Regions from separate parts of the Mus musculus genome. Here region 2 is linked to region 1. A link is a contact called in ENCODE Hi-C or POLR2A ChIA-PET data. All regions are on one chromosome and are shown on one strand. Each heading gives the region's core, a stretch centred on a gene start or an enhancer-like site at or near the end of the contact. The rest is flanking DNA. Distances are from core to core; before and after follow the strand shown.

Region 1 (5,581 bases), core at 776-3,275:
GCAAGCAGATCTGAGTTCAAGGCCAGCCTGGTCAAAATAGTGAGTTCCATGACAGCCAAGACTACTGGCTACACAGACAAACCTAACTGAAACCCAAAAACCCAGAGGAAAAAAGATAAACTTAAGGCATTTGAAAACTATAAGCTGGGTGTGGTTGCTCATGCCAAAGGACTGCTGCTAATAAAGACTGTATATCAAAGGCCAAACACAAATGGTAAAGTGTAGTGGAAGACTTAAATGGCAAAACCCCTTAGTAAACTAAAAAAAAATTAGACACAAATAACAAAACAAAAACAAAGAGCCGGGCGTGGTGGCACACCCCTTTAATCCCAGCACTTGGGAGGCAGAGGCAGGAGGATTTCTGAGTTCGAGGCCAACCTGGTCTACAAAGTGAGTTCCAGGGCAGCCAGGGCTACACAGAGAAACCCTGTCTTGAAAAACCAAAAAAAAAAAAAAAAAAAAAAGTGTTCAAATTGCTGGATAAGTGGGGTTTTGTTTTTGTTCCTGAGTTAATTTTCAAAAGTATCTTAAAAACTAAAGGGTATATCATTTCCAGTCCAAGGGTTCAGTTGCCTGACCTGGTTGTGAGACCGCAGTGGCTGTAAACTGAGTAGCCCATGGTGGATTCTTCTGTCCTCCAAACTGAGCCATGATGCAAGGGGGGGAAAACTTTCACTTGTTTCCCTTCTATAGCAGATACCTATAAAGGATATAGGAAAAGGCTAGTTTAGAGAAATCATTGATATATTAAAGACACGTTCCAAACAAGAACCAACCGAAGTGTGCAACAGAACATTTGAAATAAAACGCACAACCAGCCTATCAACAGATCACTTGTGCATACTCTATTTAAAAGATATCCTTGGGGCTGACTTAAAGGAACTTCCTTCAGTAACTACAAGGTCATTTCCTAAAAAGGTCTGCCCGAGCTTAGTGGCAAAGCCTTTAATCCCCTCCCAACCCATCCCTCCAGAGGCAGAGTCAGGCGGATCTCTATAAACTCCAGGCCAGCATGATTTATATGACATTACAAACCAGCTAGGGCTAGATACAGAGCCTCTCTCTCTGGGGACAAACGAACTTATAGACGCAGCAAGTACAGCCTGCGTGTTTCTTTGGGCGATGGTCTGAGGTCCTGCAGTGGGGTTAAATCAATAACGGAAACTGCGTCGAGACCCCCCCTCCCCCATAAAGGTATTGGCAGATACCATCTCAATAACGAACATTACTTTAAGGGCTAGGAAGTCACTATGGCCTTTGTCACCCTAGTCTCCACTCCGGGAGTGGGGAGGCAGTTGGGAGGACGCGCGGCTCCAAAAGAACCACTGCGAAGACCCCGGCTCAAAAACCCAAGAGAAAAGGAAAAGATGGGCCTGGCATCCCGGGGTGAGGACACTCATCTTCCTCCCACGCGCCGGCCGTGAAAGATGGAAGGCAGCGCCCCAGGCCGCGGCCACTGGGGCCCGCGGGTCGTCGCAGTCCCCGAGGTCCCCGGGCCGGTCTGAGAGAACCTCCAAGCGCTGGAAACGCTCGCCGCCGCCGCCCGGGGCCGGGTCTCAGCGGCGGGGCAGCGCGGGCCGGAGGACGCACGGCCTCCGGCCTGGCCCGGCCCAGTCGAAGGGGCGCAGGCCGCACCTGAGGGGCCTGGAGCCGCTGCGCTGGGGGCAGGGCGCGGCGCGTGGGGCCTACTCCGACCCGCACAAAAGGGACCGCGTCCCTCGCCCGCCGGCCCCGCGGCGTCCGCCATCACACACCCACCCGCCACCGCCACATCACTCGCTCCCTACCCCTCCGCTGACCGGCTGCCAACGAACGGAAGCAACCCGCCGCGGCCTCCCACCGCGCCACACCAAAACACTGACCAGACCTTCACCTGAGTCTGGCCCGGGTTAACCGAGAAGCCATTTCAAACCCGTCAAGCTCAGGCGCATGCGCAGACTGCTTTCCCCTCCAACCCCCCTGCCTACGCCGCACCGCCTCCCGGTTCCGAGAGGAACGGGCGCGTGCGCGAAAAAAGTTCGGCGTGCGCGCTCCCCGCGAGTGCGTTCACTGGGGAGCGAGAGCGAGCCTCAGCCGGGTTACCTTGACTTCGCTGAACAATGAGCTGGCTGTCGCTCGCCTGCTCTGAGGCCAACGCTGTCCTTCCCTGGGAGAGAGAGGGAGAGCGAGCGGCAGTCACGTGGTCCGGCCGGTGTCGCCGCCGCCATCTTGTGGTCCCTCTATTCTTGTTTGGAACATGTTTGGAAGAATAAGCCTGTAAGAACTTCGTTGTTAGCGGGCAGTGGTGGCGCACGCCTTTAATCCCAGCACTCGAGAGGCAGAGGCAGGCGGATTTCTGAGTTCGAGGCCAGCCTGGTCTACAGAGTGAGTTCCAAAACAGTCAGGGTTATACAGACATATCCTGTCTCGAAGAACAAAAAAAAAAAATTTTTTTTTGTTTACATTCTTTTCATTTTTAGAGGGTTTTGCCTCCATGATTTATGCGCACAGGTGTGGGCTTGGTGCCCCTGGAGCTGAGAAGACGACAGATCCCCCGAAACTAGAGTTCCTGACCGGTGTGAACCACCCCGTGGGTGCTGATAATCAATCCCAGGTCCTGAGAACAGAGATTAGTGCTTTTAACCGCAGTGCCATCTCCTCGGGATTAAGGCTGGAATGTGTAAAAGCGAACAACTGAGTGGATTTTAATACACTGAGTGCAGGCCATCATCACCCCTAGTATTTGAAGACCCTACTGAAAAGAAACAGCTGGAGGATTTGGGGGGCGAGAGGGAGTGGAAAGGTTGGGGGATGGGGGAAGTGCACACCTCTAATCCCAGCGCTCAAGAGGCAGAGGCAGACACAGCCAGGGCAACACAGATAAACCCTGTCTCAAAAAATGAAAGACAGAGCTATTATTAAGTCATTTTCTAATTTTGTCCTACACCTGCTGGTGACATCTAGTCAAATTCTCAACATGAAATAGCTTATGCTAGGAATCCCACATAAGATTAGCTGAGCCAAGCATGATCAGGTGGTGACCTGTAATCTAACACTTGGGAGGGAGGGGAAGGGAGGATCAGGAGTTCAAGGCCAGCCTGGACTGTGTAACACCTTATCTCATCAAACCCAATAGGATAAAATATATAGCTTTTTCTGTGGTTCCTTGTATTTTTTCCCTTAAATTTTATGAACACAGGATCACATAGGTACACGTTCTTTAATATTTTTCAAACCACAAGGGTCCTTTCTCCCACTTAAGTAAAACTTACAGAAGTTGGGTAAAATGTAACTCCTTTGTCCTTACTAATTCTGTCCTGACCTTCAAACTATTAGAATATAGTCATCACACTATAGTAATTTGTAAAAATTCAAAACAGCGTGTGCCAGGTGGCCCAGCAATAAGAGGGACAAAGTGAGAAAACTTAAATCTGAGATACCTTATCAAAAAAAGTTCTGGGGGCTGGAGAAATGGCTCAGCGGTTAAGAGCACTAACTGCTCTTCCAGAGGTCCTGAATTCAATTCCCAGCAACCACATGGTGGCTCACAACCATCGGTAATGGGATCTGATGCCCTCTTCTGGTGTGTCTGAAGACAGCTACAGTGTACTCATAATAAATAAATAAATAAATAAATACTTCTTTTTTTTTTTTTTTAAGTTCTGAAAGAAACCCCAGGCATATGTTTTTGATGTCTGTATTTTGGATTGACATGTCTCTATGACTTCTAGATTAGCTTGGTCTACATTGTAAGGCACAGGACAGCCAGGGCTACATAGTGAAAGAGTGTTTATAAAACACACAAAGCAGAGCAGTGGTGGTACATGCCTTTAATCTCAGCACTTGGGAGACAGAGGTAGGCAGATATTTAAGTTCAAGGCCAGCCTGGTCTACAGAGTGAGTTCCAGAATGGCCAGGGTGAAACAGAAAAATCCTGTCTCAAAAGACCAAAAACAAAAACAAAATAAATAAAACACACGAAACAGAGCTAGAGGGATGGTTCAGCAGTTAGGCCCACTTGATATTCTTTCCTAAACCTTGGAGCTCATCCCACCATCTACATTAGCCCCATACAACTAAACAGAACTCTGAGGCCCTCTCCCGGCCTCCTGGGATACTGCACACATGTGACACAGGCTCACACAAACATATACACAAATTCATACACATGAATAAAAATGAAATTTAAGGGCAAACACTCAGAAGTTAAGAGTACTGTGAGGGGGCTGGTGAGATGGCTCAGTGGGTAAGAGCACCCGACTGCTCTTCCGAAGGTCCAGAGTTCAAATCCCAGCAACCACATGGTGGCTCACAACCATCCGTAGTAACAAGATCTGACTCCCTCTTCTGGAGTGTCTGAAGACAGCTACAGTGTACTTCCATATAATAAATAAATAAATAAATGAATAAATAAATAAGTAAAAAAAAAGAAAAGAGTACTGTGAGGTCTTCCAGAGGATGTGACTTCTAATCACAACACCTACAGGGTGGCTAAAAACTTCAGTAACCCTGTTCTACAGGGTATAGTTGCTTTCTTCTGGTCTCTATGGTTGTCGATTGGTGTGGGTTATGCACACACATACACGCAATAGAAACATCGTTATTCACATAAAACTTCTGAAAAATAGAAAATAAAATATTTTCTAAAGTGAATAAAAAGTCAGACATGGAGACTGCTATATCACCCTCAATTCTAGCACGAGGGAAACAGAAGCCGACTGATCTCTGTGAGTTCGAGGCTAGCATGGTGAACACAGTCAGTGCCAGGAGAGGCAGAGCTACGAAAAGAGGCACTGACTCCAGAATTTCTGTTTTGTTGTCAGGGTTTCTCTGTGTAGCCCTGGCTGTCCTGGAACTTACTCTGTAACCAGGCTTGCCTCCAACTCAGAAATCCACCTGCCTCTGCCAGAATTTCTGTTTTTATGTTTACAATATAAACAAACATACCACCCTTTCCCTTATTTCCTCAGCTGACCTTTGTTTGTTTGTTTGTTTGGTTGGTTGGTTTTGGTTTTTGGTTTTTCAAGACAGGGTTTCTCTGTGTAGCCCTTTGTGTCCTGTAGCTCACTTTGTAGACCAGGCTGGCCTTGAACTCAGAAATCCGCCTGCCTCTGCCTCCCGAGTGCTGGGATTAAAGGGGTGTGCCACCACATGCGGCTCAGCTGACCTTTTCACTTTTACTTTTAAGCTTCTATGAACAATCCTGAGGGAAACCAGATTGTCAGCTTCAAGTTTTCTCTTTTATTTATGAATTGCTTTTAACTGGGCTGGAGAGATGGCTCAGTTGCAGACTGATGTCTCTGCCAGAGGTCCTGAGTTCAATTCCCAGCAACCACATGGTAGCTCACAACCATCTGTAATGGGATCGGATGCCCTCTTCTGGTGTGTCCGAAGAGTGTGACCATGTACATGCATACATTAAAATAAATAAATAAATAAATAAAAATTTTTTTTTAATGAAAGAATTGCTTTTAGCAAAAGATGATTTGACAAAAAAAATTTCTCCTAGTCTTCCACCCCACTCTCTTTCCCCTCTTGGCAGAATATAAGTTGTCTTCTACAGGAGCTGAGCAAACACCCTTATCAGATAATAGACTGCACA
Region 2 (5,581 bases), core at 1,369-3,868, 52 kb after region 1:
GATGCATGTACCCGATGAGCCCAGAAGGTCAGAACCCCTATCAATGGAAGTAGAGTATTGTGAGCCATTATGTGTGTGCTCAGAACTGAAGCTGGAATCCATTGAACCAGCCCCACTTGTTCAACTCTTGATCATAGAATAAGTTATATAGATGTCCAATTTTTGTCAAAATTCTGTTGAGAAAAACGGCACTGTGTAAAAAGCACCCACGTTTTCTGTTTATTTCTGAGTGGTGGTGGGGTGAGGGGAATGAGACAAGGCCTCCCGTTATAACCAGGTGAGGCTCTAAAATGTCAGCAGCCGAGGCTGAACTCACGCCTCAGCCTCCCAACTGCTGAGATACCAGTTCAGGACCATACAGGCATGGGGATATCCAGGCACGTGGTCTATCACCAAACGGAAACCTGGGCACCTAGGCACTGGAGTCTTGAGCATGGCAAGGGCTCTGCTACTGATCTACACGCCAAGGCAATCATTCTTTCTTCTTCCTCCTCCCCCTCCTCCTCTTCTAGACTTTTGGAGACCTAATGGTCTGTAATCATTTGTAACTTATCCAAAGAATCCAATCCCTCTTCCATCCTCTTTTGGTACCAGGCACACATGCAGTGCATTTTAAATACATTCAAGCAAAATACTCATACCCATAATAGATAAAAATTAACAAATCTTTCAAAAAAGAACTAACACTTAAGACAAGGAAGTTCTCTGTTGGGCACTGAGAATACACAGTTCAGTTGTGCCGCTGCCCCTGCTCCATCCACATCGGTGATCATGATAAATCCTTTCTAAAGCAAAGCTTTAAGGAGCATTGTTTCCCACAAATTCCTCGAGAGGTGAAGCGGCAACACCCTCAAGAAGTACTGTGCATTACATCCAGGGAGCTTTGCTTCTGCTCGGCCTGTCAGTGCAGTCGAGTGAGAGATTTACAACCCACAGAAGGCACTGGAAAGATGGCTCAGCGTTCAGCAGTGTGCTGATCTTGCAGAGGACTCATGATCAGTGAGTGCCCAGTTCACAACTGCCTGCAAATCCTACTCCAGGAGGGATCCCACACCTCAGTGCCTCCAGCCCCCACATACACATGCCCACAGACACAAAACAAACAAACAGCGCAGAAAGTCGCTGCCTGAACAAGCGCTCCCCATGCAAACCCTAGTTCTTCCATGGCTCAGCAAACCTAGTGACCATCAAATCTGGTGGCTCCAGCACATCTGGACCTGCAATGAGTCACCTTGAAGATCTCAGGAGTCTCGACTACAGACTCTTTTTTTAAAAAGATTATTTATTTATTTATTATAAGTACACTGTAGCTGTCTTCAGACACACCAGAAGAGGGAGTCAGATCTTGTTACAGATGGTTGTGAGCCACCATGTGGTTGCTGGGATTTGAACTCAGGACCTTCAGAAGAGCAGTTAGTGCTCTTAACCACCGAGCCATCTCACCATCCCCCAGACTCTTCTTTTTTATTCTAATGTTTACTTCTTACCTACCCAACGCAAATCCTTTTTTTTTTTTTTAGCTTGGTGATGTAAGACTTTACAAGAGGGATTAAAATCCTTCGAACATACACTATTTGAGGATTGCCTCTAAAGGTATAAAAACAAAGCAACCCTCTGAAACCATGAGTGCTCTCTAAGGCTAAGCTATCACAGCTTTGTTAGAGGATGCTTACACCCTCCACCCCCAAAAACAAATTACTCCTGAGCACTCAGATCTGTATCAACTGACTTCCCTCTTCATGCAAATTTCTTTAAACCAAGAATGGTGGCACACTGCAGTAACCCTAGCACTCTGGAAGGAGGCAGGAGGGCCATCCCTGAGAGTTCAAACTAGCCTGGGCTCCATACATAGTTTCTAGGCATTCCTCAAGACTTTGATCAAGTTTTTAAGAATAAGGGGGAGTTCATCTCTCTGCTGATACCAATGGAAATTCTCAACCACTGTAAAATGGGTACCACACAAACCAGTTATATATAAGACCTATGCATTCAATGGAACCTAGTGCCCTCAAGATGGCTTGCCTGCCAGGCAGAGCTGCTTGCTGAGAGAGCCTGGCTTTGCCAAGACACAAGTACATAACCAAATGTGATAAAAACAGGAGAGGAAGACTAAACCAAGAGAGATGCCTGCACATCACCCATGCTTCCTGTGGCTCGGTCATCAGCCTGGTGCTACTGCTCAGCAGAGGAGTCCAGAAAACATGGTTCTTATCATCCTTAACCCTGAAAGACTGACTGTATCAGGATGCGCTGAGTCTCACTGAGTCGATTATGGATGCCTGGAACTTAAACACAATAACAACTTAAACAAGTGTTGAAGTATGTACCTATGAAACTGTATATGAATCTCTTATATTGGAAACACTTCACTGAAGGCCATATCAACATGCGAGACATGATCCGTCTTTAGGCCGAGGTGGCCTCAAAGTCCTGGGAACCCAGCCGCCTCCTCCCTCTGATTGCTGGTCTCACAGGCTCATGAGGGCATTCTGAACACAACAATCAATAACTGTAAAAACGTAGCCCTACTCAAGAAGGCAACTCCCAGTCACACCTACCCGGGCGCACACAGCCAACAATGGGAGCAGAAGTCAAAGCCCAGTCTGAGCTAGAGCAGGCCAGGGATACCTAATTCAACTCTGCTAGCTCCATAAATCACAGTTTATATTTAGATGCTGAAGGCTCAGGATGCTTGCCAGGCTGCCCCACCTCCCCCTCCCGCCCAAGGCTGTATTATGTGGCCCAATGCTGACACTAGAGTGGAGTCAGGTGACCAGACTATTTATTTATTTTACTTTCCAGAGCTGGGAGGGAACCCTGGGTTTCCACCACTAAGAAACACATTCCAAACCGTATCTTCCTTTTAAATGTAGCTTGAGCGGTACTCAGAATTCCAGGATTTTGTCAACTGACAAGTCTTGTCCTCACACTCCCCCCATGGCATTCCCGTTCCTTGAAATTCCACCCTGAAAGTCATCGAGTAACTGGTGCAGGAGCCTGACGTACAAGGAACCTGAAAGGTTTGCTTTTTCCTTGTACTTCCTCTACAGTAGAGTACAGCCAGTTCTACCAATGCTCCCTTAAAGGAGCTACTGGGGCCCTTCTCACTCCTGCTTTCTAAGAACAGAAGCTCCACAAAATATTCACGCACAAGCCCTGGGTCAGAGTGTTGCTGAATCACCAACAGAAAAACAAAAACAAAACAAAATAAAAAACAAACTAACAACAACAACAACAACAAAAAACCAACAGTGTTTTCTGAAGCTCCAAACTTCCCCTTGGTCCTTCGTACAGGCAGTATGTTCAAGTCTTTTCAGAGTTGAGAGGACTGAGGTAAATCCCTGTCAAGCCAACAGAATGCAGACTGAGGCAGTAGGATTACCAGGAGCTTAAGGCGTGCCCAAGATATATAATAAGATCATGACACAAAAATTCAAAGCAAAACACAATAAACCCTTAGGGCACAACATTGTGATCCCTCACTGCAGAGACAAAGAGAAGAGGATAGTTACAAGCCCGAGGATAGCCTGGTCTCCATAGGCAATTCCAGACCAGCGAGGGATTTTCAACCTGACTATGCCTCAAAGACCAAAGACAAAAGGCACAGAGTTACAGAGGCCCACAGAAACACCTGTAATTAATTTAAATCACATTCTAAATCAGTGCATTCAATTATGATTTCAATATGTAATCAATTTTTTAAAAACTATCAGATTTTAGCTGAGAATCGACTCAGTTAACTCTGCGCACGAATGAGGACTCTGGTGAACTGCTAACCTGATAAGTTTTCTTGAGGGCAAAATAAGCCAATTAAAGTCAAATTAAAGTATAAAGGCAGCTTTACTGGGGACAGCTCTCAGATGTGTTCACCGGTCCCAAATGGGGGAAAGCCCAGGACCTAGGCTGGAAAATTCAGGGTAAAGGACGGGATATGCCAGCCATACCCTGTAACAGGTAGGGGCTGAGGCATGCTGGGAGAACCTAGAGGCCAGGTGCTCTTTGGTTAGACAGGCTCCTCGGCTGCTTGTCCCAGGTCTGCAATCCAACATTGACCTCCAGAATGTGCGCGCCTTCAAATACTGGGACTGTGACCATGTGTCACTTTATGTTAACTCTGGGGGTCAAACAGGGCCTTGTGGGTGCTAGACATGCACTCTACGTACGACGGGAGCTTCATTCACCCCAAGAAACCTGAAGCCTGTGAGGTTCACAGTGTAACTTATACCTTGAGAGCACTCACACCCAATGCTAAACTTTCAGTATTTAATGTAAGACATAGACAGGGCGTGGTGGCCCACACCTGCAGTCAGAGGCAGGAAAGCAGTTCAAGATGACCCCCTACTGCTCAGGAAGTTCTAGTTTAACCCGAACTACATACATCCTGCAGGTGACTATATCCAAGTCTAGTGACCCAAGTTCCATTCCTGTGACAAATGTTGCAGAGAACTGAATCCATGAATTGACCTCTGACCTCCACATATCTCCTGTGTCATATTTGTAGTTTTGTTTATGTTGTCCTTGATAAATTTAAACCTAGCATCAAGCCAGGCATAATGGTGCAGGCCTTGAATCCCAGCACTCAGGAGGCAGAGTCAGATGAATCTACACCACGAGTTCAAGGACAGCCAGGGTTACATTGTGAGACCCTGTCTTCAAACACAAAGAACAAAGACCCAAGTAAAGAAGCTGGGCATATGCCTTTAATCCCAGCATTAGGGAGACTGGGGCAGGTGGAACTGTGAGTTTGAGGCCAGCCTGCTCTACAAAAATGAGTCCAGGACAGCCAGGGCTAAAAGGGACAAAACAAAGTCAGAGTAAACAAATCTCAAAAACAAATTGAAAAGTTTTTTTTTTGTTTTTATTAAATAATATAATGTATGGCGTATTGGTCTTGACTCTCTTGTCACTCTACCCAGATGGTCCAAAATTACAGGGACCATCTACCACCGTCACTCACTTTTCCCCGTCTCCCACTGCCCGGTCCCTTTCCACGGTGCAGGTTCTACATCCTCGGGCATGTCTACCGATTCAGATAGCAGAGAAACTTCCTCCCGACCTGCAGCCCCACCGATGAATACAAAGGACAAAGGCAAGGAAGAAAGGATGACCACAGGACCACTCCTCGGATGTCTAGTGCTCACCCAGATGCTGTGTTCACAGGCACTACTCAAACTTCTGGACGACACATGATGCTGGGAGTGCAGGGGCAAACTGCCGCATCTGGCATTATTTGGATGAGATAGCAACACACACCATCTTTATAAGACCTATAAATATGGGCTGGAGAGCCTTCTCAGCAGTTAAGAGAACTGCTCTTCCAGAGAACCCAGGTTTGATTCCCAGCATCTACATGCTGGCTCACAATGTGATACAGACATGCATGGAAGCAAAATGCCCATACACATGTAATATACCTCACGGATAAATATGCACAGTATGTTTTAAGGATGGGATGGGGTAGCCAGGCATGGTGGCGCACACCTTTAATCCCAGCACTTGGGAGGCAGAGGCAGGCAGATTTCTGAGTTCGAGGCCAGCCTGGTCTACAGAGTGAGTTCCAGGACAGCCAGGGCTATACAGA

What was found. Hi-C counts contacts between places; a loop is a spot of excess contacts on that map. ChIA-PET counts read pairs that join two places held with the same protein, here RNA polymerase II (POLR2A).
Region 2: POLR2A ChIA-PET joins it to region 1 with 16 read pairs in embryonic stem cell. The contact joins the enhancer-like site here to the promoter of Ccar1 in region 1. A Hi-C loop is called at or near these places in 2 of 37 maps with a recorded cell type or tissue (both gastrocnemius). POLR2A ChIA-PET finds 5 or more read pairs at or near these places in 3 of 5 experiments (Patski and embryonic stem cell).

What each region holds. Positions count from the first base shown.
Region 1 is chr10:62,790,343-62,795,923 of GRCm38, forward strand. It overlaps Ccar1 (cell division cycle and apoptosis regulator 1), which reads right to left and starts at 2,026. Exons shown (of 25, transcript NM_026201.3): 1 at 1,874-2,026; 2 at 579-700. The coding sequence starts at 651.
Region 2 is chr10:62,841,258-62,846,838 of GRCm38, forward strand. All of the region lies in intron 3 of Tet1 (tet methylcytosine dioxygenase 1), which reads right to left. Among named protein-coding and RNA genes, the nearest start is that of Gm51805, 22 kb to the right of the region's middle. Within about 2 kb of position 2,619, at least 1 of the 3 ENCODE cell types and tissues checked has a DNase peak (open chromatin) inside an H3K27ac peak, as active enhancers do.